2 separate regions of the Homo sapiens genome follow, and region 1 is linked to region 2. Evidence: chromatin loops called from intact Hi-C (ENCODE). Cell type or tissue: thyroid gland. All regions are shown on one strand. Links, peaks and the distances in the headings refer to the core of each region. The heading gives the core; the rest is flanking DNA. Region 1 holds the start of QRICH2 (glutamine rich 2). Region 2 has its middle 5.8 kb from the start of UBE2O.

Region 1 (5,370 bases), core at 92-5,091, 150 kb before region 2:
ATCACCCTTCAAGTGACCAGTGAAGGTTGGGCAGCCAGTTATCTGTCCCATGTGAGCACCCAGCAGAGCGCTGGGCAGGGCTGGGGCAGATTTCCCTCCAACCCTGGGGCAGAGACTTGAGAGGCAGAGGGCACACACTGCCTGCCCTGGATGGACAAGCCCTGGAGAGAGGGCCACACTGAGAGACGGCCAGCCCCCTGGAGAGCCCTTTCCCATGGAACTGGCTGGTATTACCAGGAATTGCTCCCGATCTTTGAATAGCTTCTCTAGTTCATCAACCCGCTGTAAAAGTACCTGGAAGAAGAGTTCAGGAAAGGAGAATGACAGTGGCCCCTACACACGCACACTCACATGCACACACACACAGATGCGCACACACACTCTCACACTCAGACACACACATGCATACACGCACATTCACACACTGACTCAGTGCCAGGAGACGAGGAAAGGGGGAATTTGTGTGGCTCTTATGGAAAGGGAGGGTTTCTTCTTCTACTTGGGTTTTTTTGGTTTCCTTTTTTTTTTTTTTTTGAGACAGGGTCTTGCTCTGTCACCCAAGCTGCAGTGCAGTGATGCCACCACAGCTCACTGCAGCCTCAACCTCTCAGGCTCAAGCGATCCTCCCACCTCAGCCTCCTGAGTAGCTGGGACTTCAGGCATGCACCACCACATCCAGCTAATTTTAAACATTTTTTTGTAGAGATAAGATCTTGCAATGTTGCCCAGGCTGGTCTTGAACTCCTGGGTCCGAGCAATCCTCCAGCCTCGGCCTCCCACAGTGCTGAGATTACAGGCAGGAGCCCCTGCTTTCTACCTGGTTTTTACCTGGCCAGTCAGCCCAGGCTCCTGGGTCTTTTCCCAGCCAAGTGCAGGAAGGGAAGTGAGATGCAGTGGGGGACCTGGCTGGTAGCATGGCAGGAGTAAGTGCTGCTGCAGGGATGGGACCCTTTGGTCCTGGGATTCAGTTTGCTCCAACCCACTTGTGAAAGCCTGTAGGATGAGGCCCACCTTGCCTTACAAGGAAGGAAGGGTGCCAGGTACCTCAACAGTAGCTGAACATCTGTGCTATCTAAAGAGAAAAGCACCTCAAAAGAACCAAAGCAAATCGCTACAACATAAGGTGCTATCATATTTGGGATTAAGAAAAAATATATTAATAAACAAAAATAAAACAAGTTACTTTTTATAACTTTTGCAAACTTCTAGAATCTAAGATTACGTAAAAATTAAAACAAAAGGCCAGGCGCAGTGGCTCTTGCCTGTAATCCCAACACTTTGGGAAGCCGAGGCAGGAGGATCACTTTAGGTCAGGAGTTCGAGACCAGCCTGGCCAACACGGCAAAACCCCATCTCTACTAAAAGTACAAAAGTTAGCTGGGCATGGTGGTGTGCACCTATAATCCTAGCTACTCGGGAAGCCGAGGCAGGAGAATTCCTTGAACCCAGGAGATGGAGTTGCAGTGAGCCGACAATGCACCACTGCACTCCAGCCTGGGTGACAGAGTGAGAATGTGTCTCAAAAAAAAAAAAAAAAAAAAAAAAACCCAAAAAAATTAAAACAAAAAAAACCCCCACCACACTTTAAAGTTTGAAAAGGAAAGCAGACATGCTTCCCAGAGCAAAAGTGAGTTGGTGCTGCGGTCTCGAGACCTGGGGTGATATGGCAGGAGGGCATGAGCGGCCAGGGCTCCCCTGCTGGGGCTTGGCCTCTTCTTCCTGCCTCTTCCCGGCCTCTTTTTCCCCTCCTGTCTCTCCTCTTGGCCTCCCCACCCAGCTGCCTTCCTAGTTGCTTCTGCTTTTTCTTTCAGAACCAACCTAAGGTGGCTCTGAGACATGCACGTGTCTATTACCTCCTGGCGCTGACCTGCGTTGCTTCCTGCTGTTCACTGGACAATACTTATACTCAATGATTACATGCATTTGTCCCTCCAAGAAAACAAAAGTCCAGTTGAAGGCAGGGCTCAGTGGCTCACGCCTGTAATGCCCAGCACTTTGGGAGGCCGAGGCGGGCAGATCACTTGAGGTCAGGAGTTTGAGACCAGCCCCGCCAACATGGTGAAACTCCTTCTCTACTAAAAACACAAATATTAGCCAGGCGGGGTGGCGCGCGCCTATAATCCCAGCTACTCGGGAGGCTGAGGCAGGAGAATCGCTTGAGTCTGGGAGGCGGAAGTTGCAGTGAGCCGAGACTGCACCACTGCATTTCAGCCTGGGTGATAGAGTGAGACTCCTTCTCAAAAAAAAAAAAAGTCCAAGTGAAACGGTCCCCTGCCTGCTGTGGCTTGTGTCATGGCCATAGGAAGCTGAGGTCCAACTCTCCATCCTGACTCCCCTTCTCTGGGAGCCTTTGTCCTCAACACGTATCTCTTCATGTCCTTATTCATTTTAAAAAGGGAATTCACTCTAAGAATCTTCTGAGAAGTTGCCGGCCCCACTCTGAGCCAGCTCTGGGTCCTTGGATGTCTGATAAGTGGTGGGCGAACCTCTCCCGTAAACAGGGGCTAGGAAGGAGGGGGTGGGATGGGGCCACTACACTTAGGAGGTGGGGTCCCCAGGCCCCTCCAGCTCGGGGAGGCCCTAGGCCTTTTGGTGGCGTTCTTTTAGGATTTTCACGTCTTGCAGCCCCGTGGACTGCAAGGTAGAGCATGGGCCACTCTATTTAGCCAGTCGCACTGAGGTCTGGCACCTCCTCGGTCCCCATCCCCTCCGTCCCCACCACCGCTCACCCCTCCAGGGTGGTGGGGACTCGGCTAGGCCTGGAGGGCGGCCTGGAGGAGGCAGACGGCCTGCGCGTGCCTCCGTGTGCGTGCTCACCCTGGCAAAGCTGAGCTCCTCGGCGGCGTCCTTCATGATACTCCCAGTCCGCACCCTATCGAACGCCCGCACGCCCACCTCCTGCTCCTCCGGCCACTCTAGCGCGGCCAGGTCAAGCCCGCTGGCCTGGGAGAAGTGCTGCACGTGCGTGGCGATGCCCTGCACCTGGCCGTCCACACGCTTGAGCTGCTTGCTCAGGTCCTCCACCTGGCCGCCCAGGTCCTTCACTTGGCTCTCCAGCGCTGACGAAGGCGCCTGGCCCACGCCCCTGCGCTTCTCCCGGGGCGCCCCCTTGGGCACCTCCTTGGGCGCGGGCAGGTGCGGGATGCTGAACGAGCTCCGGACGGACTGCAGCGAGCGGCTGGGCTCGGGCGACGAGGGCTGGAAGTCGATCCGGGTATTTTGGAGGTCGAGGTTCTTGAGCATGGCCACGATGAGCGTGTGCAGGGCCGTGAAGTTGACGGCGCCCACCTCTGGCGTGCCGATGGAGAGGTCCGCCAGCTCCCGGAGGGAGACCGTGGTCGCGGGCGGCATCGTGGCTGTCAGGAGCTGTGCGCCGCCGCGGGGCGCCGGCCAACCACTTCCCGCTCACTGCACGCCGCGCCTTGGGGCCTTTCGGGGGCCCTGCGAGGTCCTCGGGGCGCCCCTGCCCCGGGTCCGGCCGAGTCACTGGACAGAGCTCCTGCCTCCAGGGAATCTGCGCCTCCGCTCCCCGGCGGGGTCCGCGATGGCCACCCCTCCGCTGTCTGTCGCTGGCCTCGGGTCCCCGAGCTGGAGCCCTGGACTCCCAGTCCCCGCGCCGGCGGACGTTTGAAACGTGGGGGCCCCCGCGTGCCCTGAAGATTCCACGTAACAACACGCCTCCCTGCGAGCCACGGGGGCGGGGGGAAGTAAAGGCCACCACAAGGATCACAAGGGGAGCCTTGGCAACGGGCTGAGGAGGCCTCCTAAGATCCAGCTAGACTCCATCCATCCCCTTAACCTAGAAAGGCCAGGATTCACTCACTCTTGGCGGGGCCACATAAGGAAAGACTTGAGGGTTTCCTGGCAACCATGCTTTGTGTCATCAGCTGCGTCCATTCCAGAGTGGTGGCCCCATGTCTATGGCCCCATGTCTAAGGGATGCAGTCCTGGGGCCCTGGTCCCCTCAGACAGTCCACATATTTTGTTCAATCAAAGGTGAAGCAACTTGGAAAAGACAACCCACTCACTATTCAGGCAGTTCCAATTAGCCACTAGATGACTAACTGGTGGCTAATTGTCCCTTTTCTGTGCTGCCATAATTTTTTTTTTACTTTTGAGAGGGAGTCTTGCTCTGTCGCCCAGGCTGTAGTGCAATGGCACGATCTCGGCTCACTGCAACCTCTGCCTCCCGGGTTGACATGATTCTCCTGCCTCAGCCTCCCGAGTAGCTGGGATTACAGATGCGTGGTACCATGCCCGGCTAATTTTTTGTATTTTTAGCAGAGACGGGGTTTCACTATGTTGGCCAGGCTGGTCTTGAACTCCCGACCTCAAGTGATCGACCCACCTCGGCCTCCCAAAGTGCTGGGATTACAGGTGTAAGCCACCGCGCCCAGCCTGCCATAAATTAATTGATCTCAAAAAAACGGCCAGGCTTGGTGGCTCACACCTGTAATCCCAGCACTTTGGGAGGCCGAGGCGGGTGGATCACCTGAGGTAAGGGGTTCAAGGCCAGCCTAGCCAACATAGTGAAACCCCTCTGCTAAAAATACAAAAAATTAGCCGGGCATGGTACCGCGCATCTGTAATCCCAGCTACTCGGGAGGCTGAGGCAGGAGAATCGCGTCAACCCGGGAGGCAGAGGTTGCAGTGAGCCAAGATCGCACCACTGCACCCCAGCCTGGGCGACAGTGCAAGACTCTGTCTCAAAAAAAAAAAAAAAGAAAAGAAAAGAAACCACTCACCTGGTCAAGCGCCTGTGCTTGAGCTCATTACAAAGCAGGATTAAACAGCACGAGACAAATCTGGTGTTAACAATTGAGACATGACTTCCCCATACAAGATTCTTCCCAAAAACGTATAAATAAAACTTCCTAACAGAAGCACAGCAAGGCTACTTAAAGAGAACCTATGAATGTGTGCCATGCATGGCCAGCCTCCTCCGTGAGCTCTGCATCTGCAGATTTAACCAACCACGACTGAACACGTACAGATTCCTGTCATGATTCTCTAAATAATACAGCATGACCACCATCTACACAGGATATTGCAGTAGGTATTACAAGTCATCCAGGATGTGCATAGCTTATATGCAGATACTACACCATTTTCTATCAGGGACTTGCACATCCATGGGCAGGAGGTTGAGTCCTGGAACCAATCACCCATGGATTGTAAGGAATAACTGTACTATTTTAACTACTGTTCAAGTTCAGATTTTTCACTTCAGCCTGAGAGGTACTGTTTATTTAATTGAAGGATTTTCGATCATCATTATATTCCAATAACTTGGGACACAGTAGGCCTTTAAGGGGTTATCAAAATAACTAGTTCTTTGCAGTCTTTTTTTTTTTTTGAGATGGAATCTTG
Region 2 (5,370 bases), core at 49-5,048:
GCAGGAGAATCACTTGAACCCGGGAGGTGGAGGTTGTGGTGAGCCAAGATCGAGCCATTGAACTCCAGCATGGGCAACAAGAGCAAAACTCCATCTCAGGAAAAAAAAAAAAAAAAAGAACATGCACAAAACAGATGGCAGCCTAAGTACTTAAGATGTCTTAGGCCAAGTACTAATAGAGTATTGATGTAATATTGGGATCAGGGTGGTTGTCAATGGACCCAAATCTTAGAAAATTTATCTACTAAGATATAGAACAAATGGGCTGAATCAGCTGAAGGGGGAGTTAGGATATGATTTTGGGGCAAGGCTGGGTTCTCAAACCATGGCCTTCCCATCCCAGAACACAATGCCAAATGACCATCTGGAATCACTGCTGTAAGGACGCAGGTCCCTACTCCCTCTCCTGTAGAGACCTGGGAGATTAAACAGCAGTAACATAGTAGCTTCTGTTCTGCCTCCCATGACCCTTTCAGCCCTGTTTTCTTGCCCCCTGATAACATAGCATTTATTAAGCACATATTATTGACCAGGCATTGTACCAGGTACTTCCAAGCACATTATCTTGTCTGTTATCACAATCTTGGATATAGAGAGTTTTTAACCTCATTTTACCAATGAAGAAATAGGGCCCAAGGAATTTGGCGCCTAAGGTAACAGGTAGTAACCTGAGGAGTTTCCCCACTCTAAGGGCAGGGGCTTTTGTAGTTATGCTATTTCTTTAGGCTTCCCTCAGAAGAACTCCTGATTGCACAGGGGAGTCCATGTGTCTATGTGTCCCACGGCGGGATAAGGCAGTGCAGACCTCAAATCTGCTTTTTGTTTCATGGCAGGGTCTCACTCTGTCGCCCATGCTGGAGTGCAGTAGCGTGATCTTGACTCACTGCAACCTCCGTCTCCCAGGTTCCAGCGATTCTCCTGCCTCAGCCTCCTGAGTAGCTGGGATTACAGGCGCCCACCACCACGGCTGGCTAATTTTTGTATTTTTAGTAGAGACGGGGTTTACCATGTTGGCCAGGCTGGTCTCGAACTCCTGACCTCAAATGATCCACCCGCCTTGCCCTCCCAAAGTGTTGGGATTACAGGCATAAGCCACCGCACCCGGCCTCAAATCTGCTTTTGTTGTCAAAAAATCAAGTGAGTTTTGCATTGTACTCCAGAGTATGCCTATGTTTGTTGTTTTAATGTAAAAACTAATGCCCTTTCCTCCCTAATCATTGAGTAATATCGGCACTCCTGGAAGACGTGTTGTGTTTATTCTGCGGCTTCTTGTAATAATGGCTAATAATAGCTATCACTTATTGAGCTGTAACTTCATGCCAGATACTCTACTAAGTGCTTTACATAGATTATCAGGATACTGCCAGGTTGGAGGTAAGACTCCTTGATTTTACATGCTGATCTCTCCCTCACTAGACTAAACCCTTAAGCATGTGGACCATGTTGTATTTGTGTGTGTAACCCTGGTGCCTAGGACAGTACCTGGCATAGGGATGGAGCTCAATAATGTGTCGTATTAGGCTAGGCCCATACAGTGGCTCACGCCTGTAATCCCAGCATTTTGGGAGGCCAAGGTGGGTGGATCACCTGAGGTCAGGAGCTTGAGACCTGGCCAACATGGCAAAACCATATCTCTACTAAATATACAAAAATTAGCCAGGCTTGGTGGCGGGCGCCTGAAATCCCAGCTACTCAGGAGGCTGAGGCTGGAGAATCACTTGAACCCGGGAGGCGGAGGCTGCAGTGAGCTGAGATTGTGCCACTGCACTTCAGCCTGGGAGATAGAGCAAGACTCCGTCTTGAAAAAGAAAAAAAGAAAATTATCATGTTAGCGGATATCAAAGGCCTGAGAACCTGTACCTCCATTCTGTCAGTTTCCTATCCTTTTTCCAACAACCAAAAGTTGAAGAAGCTGGGACAGAGCTGCCCTCTTTGGCTGCTCCAAATCCTTTCAAGTGCCCCCAGTTTCAACTGCATCTGAGCTGCTTTAGAGAATGAGACTCAGTAAATTCCTACCCATCCGATGGTGTCTTTTATGGACCTCACTCAGACCCAAGATGCTCTGGATAAGGTTTGAGGCTTGACTCCTTCCCAGACCCTGAGCCCCCAGCCACGGTCTCCATACACTCAGGCTGGCTAGCAGGGTAAGTGTGGATGGAAGCCGCTGCTTAGTTTTTATTTTTGTCATTGTTGAGGTGTAGGAAGGAGGAAAAAAACTTGATTCCCTAATGAAGAAACCCTCTCTTATCATGGCCCCATCTCCCAGCCTTTCGTGGGGAATAGAGCTATTTCTTGGGAGGATTTCACTTATTTATAAATGTGCTTCCAGAAACTGAGCTGGTCTGGCCTCTCCCCTTGCTAAGTGGGGTGGGTGGTGTGCAGGAGGCGGCAGAGCCAGCAGCAGAGTGAACTGGTCTCAGGGAAGCAGGCCCTGTCTCGTCCCTATCTTAACCAGCCACTGGAGCACCTCTCTGGACCCACAAAGTATGCTCAGGCCCAACACTGCCCTCTGCGGGAGCCTGCTTGGCCTCTCCATTGCTGTGCAAGCGATTTCAGCCTGGCCCAAAGAGCTCCTTCCACCCTGGAGCAGGTGTTTGGGAAGGCTAGGGTGCCTTAGGCACTGGGGACTTCAGCTGGGGGGTGGGGTGGGAGGTGAGCTGCCTTGGGAAACCCCCCACACCCTCATGTGGCTGGCTGAAGAAATGCCTCCGAGGCTCCAGCTGAATGCCGCTCAAGGCTTTTGGAGTTAAAACGGCCCTTCTCATTCCTGGAGCCTCACCTGCTCCTTGCACAGGTGCCCTGGGAAAACTGTGGGACTTGCCCAAGGTCACTCTGCAGTACAGTCAGGATCAGGACCCAGCCCAGCTGGCCCTTGGCCATTCTGACTCCTGCTGTGAGGGTGGGTTGCAATCCACTGGGCAAAACACTTTATGCTGGGGCAACAGTGAAAAGTTTGAGCAATAGTGACAGCATAGGATCACCAGGTTCGTCCTGTTTCCCTCCTTCCTGAAGATACAGGGTGAGGCACAGTGAATCTGCTGGACCAGCTTCAAGAACAATATGTCAGCCTATCCACTGCCACCTCCCACAGCTCCAGACTCGTGGGTGCTTCCTGGATGTGACCAGCCATAGGTACAAAGTAGACTCATCATCTTTTCCTCAAATAGTTTCTTCTCCCAGAGTTCTCATCCTGATGGATGGCAGTATCACTTACCTGGGTACTGAGCTGGCCACCTGAGGGTCAGCCCTCACTCTTAAGCTCTACATGCAATCAAAGCCTGGGTCTTGGCCCCTCACTGCCTTTTCACACCCTTCCTGTCCAGAGCTGCCCCACCAGGGGGGCAGATCCATGGAGATGTGGGGAGGTGGGAGGTACAGTGGCTGAGAGTGAGCTTCCGGAGTCACAGGGACCTGGGTTTGAAGCTTGTGCTGCTGCTGGTCACTATGTGACCTTGGGCAAGTTATTTTACTCTCTAAGCCTCAGTTTCCTTTCTGTAAGGTGGGAATAATAATAATACCTACTTCATAGGACTGTGGAGACTGTAACTGACCAACTGAATATAACGTGCTTTGCCCAGTGAGTGCATGATGGCAGGCCTGATAACATTAGCTTTTCTTAGGAATTCATTTCCATCTCTTGCCTAGACCTCGGCTGTAGGCCCCTCACCAGGCCCCAGGCCGTCTAATCTGTCTGCTGCCTTGTTCCCAGGGTGACTGAAAATGCAAGCACGGTCATTGGACTCTTGGCTTTATATCTTTCTGTGGCTCCCCAGGGTCCACCCAAGAAGGTGCATGTGGCCTTTCATAAACTGATCTGATCCTTCCAACCCCCCTTCCCCCTCTGCATCCAGCATGGAGTGCTCTGTGCTCCAGCCTCAGTCACCTACTTCAGGAAATTTTTTTTTTTTTTTTTTTTTTTTTTTTTTTTTTTTGAGACAGAGTCTCTCTCTGTTGCTCAGGCTGGAGTGTCCTGGCAGGACCTCGACTCACTGCAACCTCCGCATCCCGGGTTCAAGACATTCTTGTGCCTCAGCCTTCTGAGTAGCTGGGATTACAAATGCCCCACCACCACACCTGGGTAATTTTTTTGTATTTTTAGTAGAGATGGGGTTTTGCCATGTTGGCCAGGCTGGTCTCAAACTCCTGACCTCAGGTGATCCACCTGCCTCGGCCTCCCAAAGTGCTGGGATTACAGGCATGAGCCACCAAGCTTGGCCTGTTTTTTATTTTTTTATTAAAAAAAATAATAGAGAGAAGGTCTCACTATATTGGCCGGACTGGTCTTGAACTCCTTGGGCTCAAGCGATCCTCCTGCCTTGGCCTCCCAAAGTGCCAGGATTATAGGCATGAGCCACCGTGCCCAGCCTCTTTTGGCTTTTTAAAATGTGGCTACTAGAACATTTAAAATCACATGTGGGGCTCACACAATCTTACTATTGGGCAGTTTGGCTCCATTACTTGGGGAGCCGTAGGTCCCTTCTTTGTCCAGGAGGTGGCAATCCCTCCCTGCCTTGGATGCTTCCATTCCAGAATGGTCTGGAAGGTTCCTGAGGTAAGTGCCTATCTAATACGGCGATATTGAGCCCCAAATAAGGCAGGGTCCCACTCAGCCCTGCCTTTGAGTCACCCACCTCAACGGAAGACTCTGGGCCGGGCGTGGTGGCTCATGCCTATAATCCCAGCAATTTGGGAGGCTGAGGGGGGCAGATTGTTTGAGGTCAGGAGTTTGAGACTGGCCTGGCCAACATGGTGAAACCCCGTCTCTACTAAAAATACAAAAAATAGCCAGGCGTGGTGGCATGTGCCTGTAATCCCAGCTACTCAGGAGGCTGAGGCAGGAGAATTGCTTGAACCCGGGAGGCGGGGGTTTCAGTGAGCCGAAATCGCGCCACTGCACTCCAGCCTGGGCGACAGAGTGAGATTCCATCTTAAAAAAAAAACAAAAACAAAAACAAAAAAACAGAAGACTGTGCCTCTAGCTGATAGGCACCTGCTCTGTGGGTGGCACGATGCCACATTCTCAACCCAGCCTCTGTTTTCCAGGAGTGCATAAGCCTCTTGGGGGGACAGGTGTGTAGTGGATGCTGTGGTGCACCTCCCCATCACATCCCTCTCCAAACACTGCCCTTGGCTAAAAGAAGATGCCTCCCCCAACCACTGACTGTCTGTAAGGGGCACAAAGCCTGGCCAACATGGTGAAACCCCGTCTCTATTAAAAATGCAAAATTTGCTGGGTATGGTGGTGGGCACCTGTAATCCCAGCTACTTGGGAGGCTGAGGCAGGAGAATTACTTGAACCTGGGAAGTGGAGGTTGGTGAACTGAGATTGTGCCACTGCACTCCAGCCTGGGTGACAGAGTGAGCCTCCAC

What was found. Hi-C counts contacts between places; a loop is a spot of excess contacts. Peaks named below come from ENCODE experiments on the same cell type or tissue, not always from the same donor. Only the 100,000 strongest peaks of a DNase experiment are listed, where the experiment ranks them.
Region 1: a loop joins it to region 2, with 4 times the contacts of the local background. A loop is called at or near these places in 13 of 110 quality-filtered maps.

Annotation. Positions count from the first base shown.
Region 1 is chr17:76,304,648-76,310,017 of GRCh38, forward strand. It overlaps QRICH2 (glutamine rich 2), which reads right to left and starts at 3,629. Exons shown (of 19, transcript NM_001388453.1): 1 at 2,818-3,629; 2 at 235-294. The coding sequence starts at 3,351. It overlaps PRPSAP1 (phosphoribosyl pyrophosphate synthetase associated protein 1), which reads right to left. Exons shown (of 10, transcript NM_002766.3): 10 at 4,831-5,370. In thyroid gland, for the core only: no CTCF peak of the experiment used is centred there; a DNase peak (open chromatin) is centred at 3,135.
Region 2 is chr17:76,456,235-76,461,604 of GRCh38, forward strand. It overlaps a transcript of AANAT not described here. Among named protein-coding and RNA genes, the nearest start is that of UBE2O, 5.8 kb to the left of the region's middle. RefSeq lists an enhancer at 2,385-2,464. In thyroid gland, for the core only: CTCF peaks have their summits at 2,519 (motif pointing left) and 4,485 (motif pointing right); a DNase peak (open chromatin) is centred at 2,507.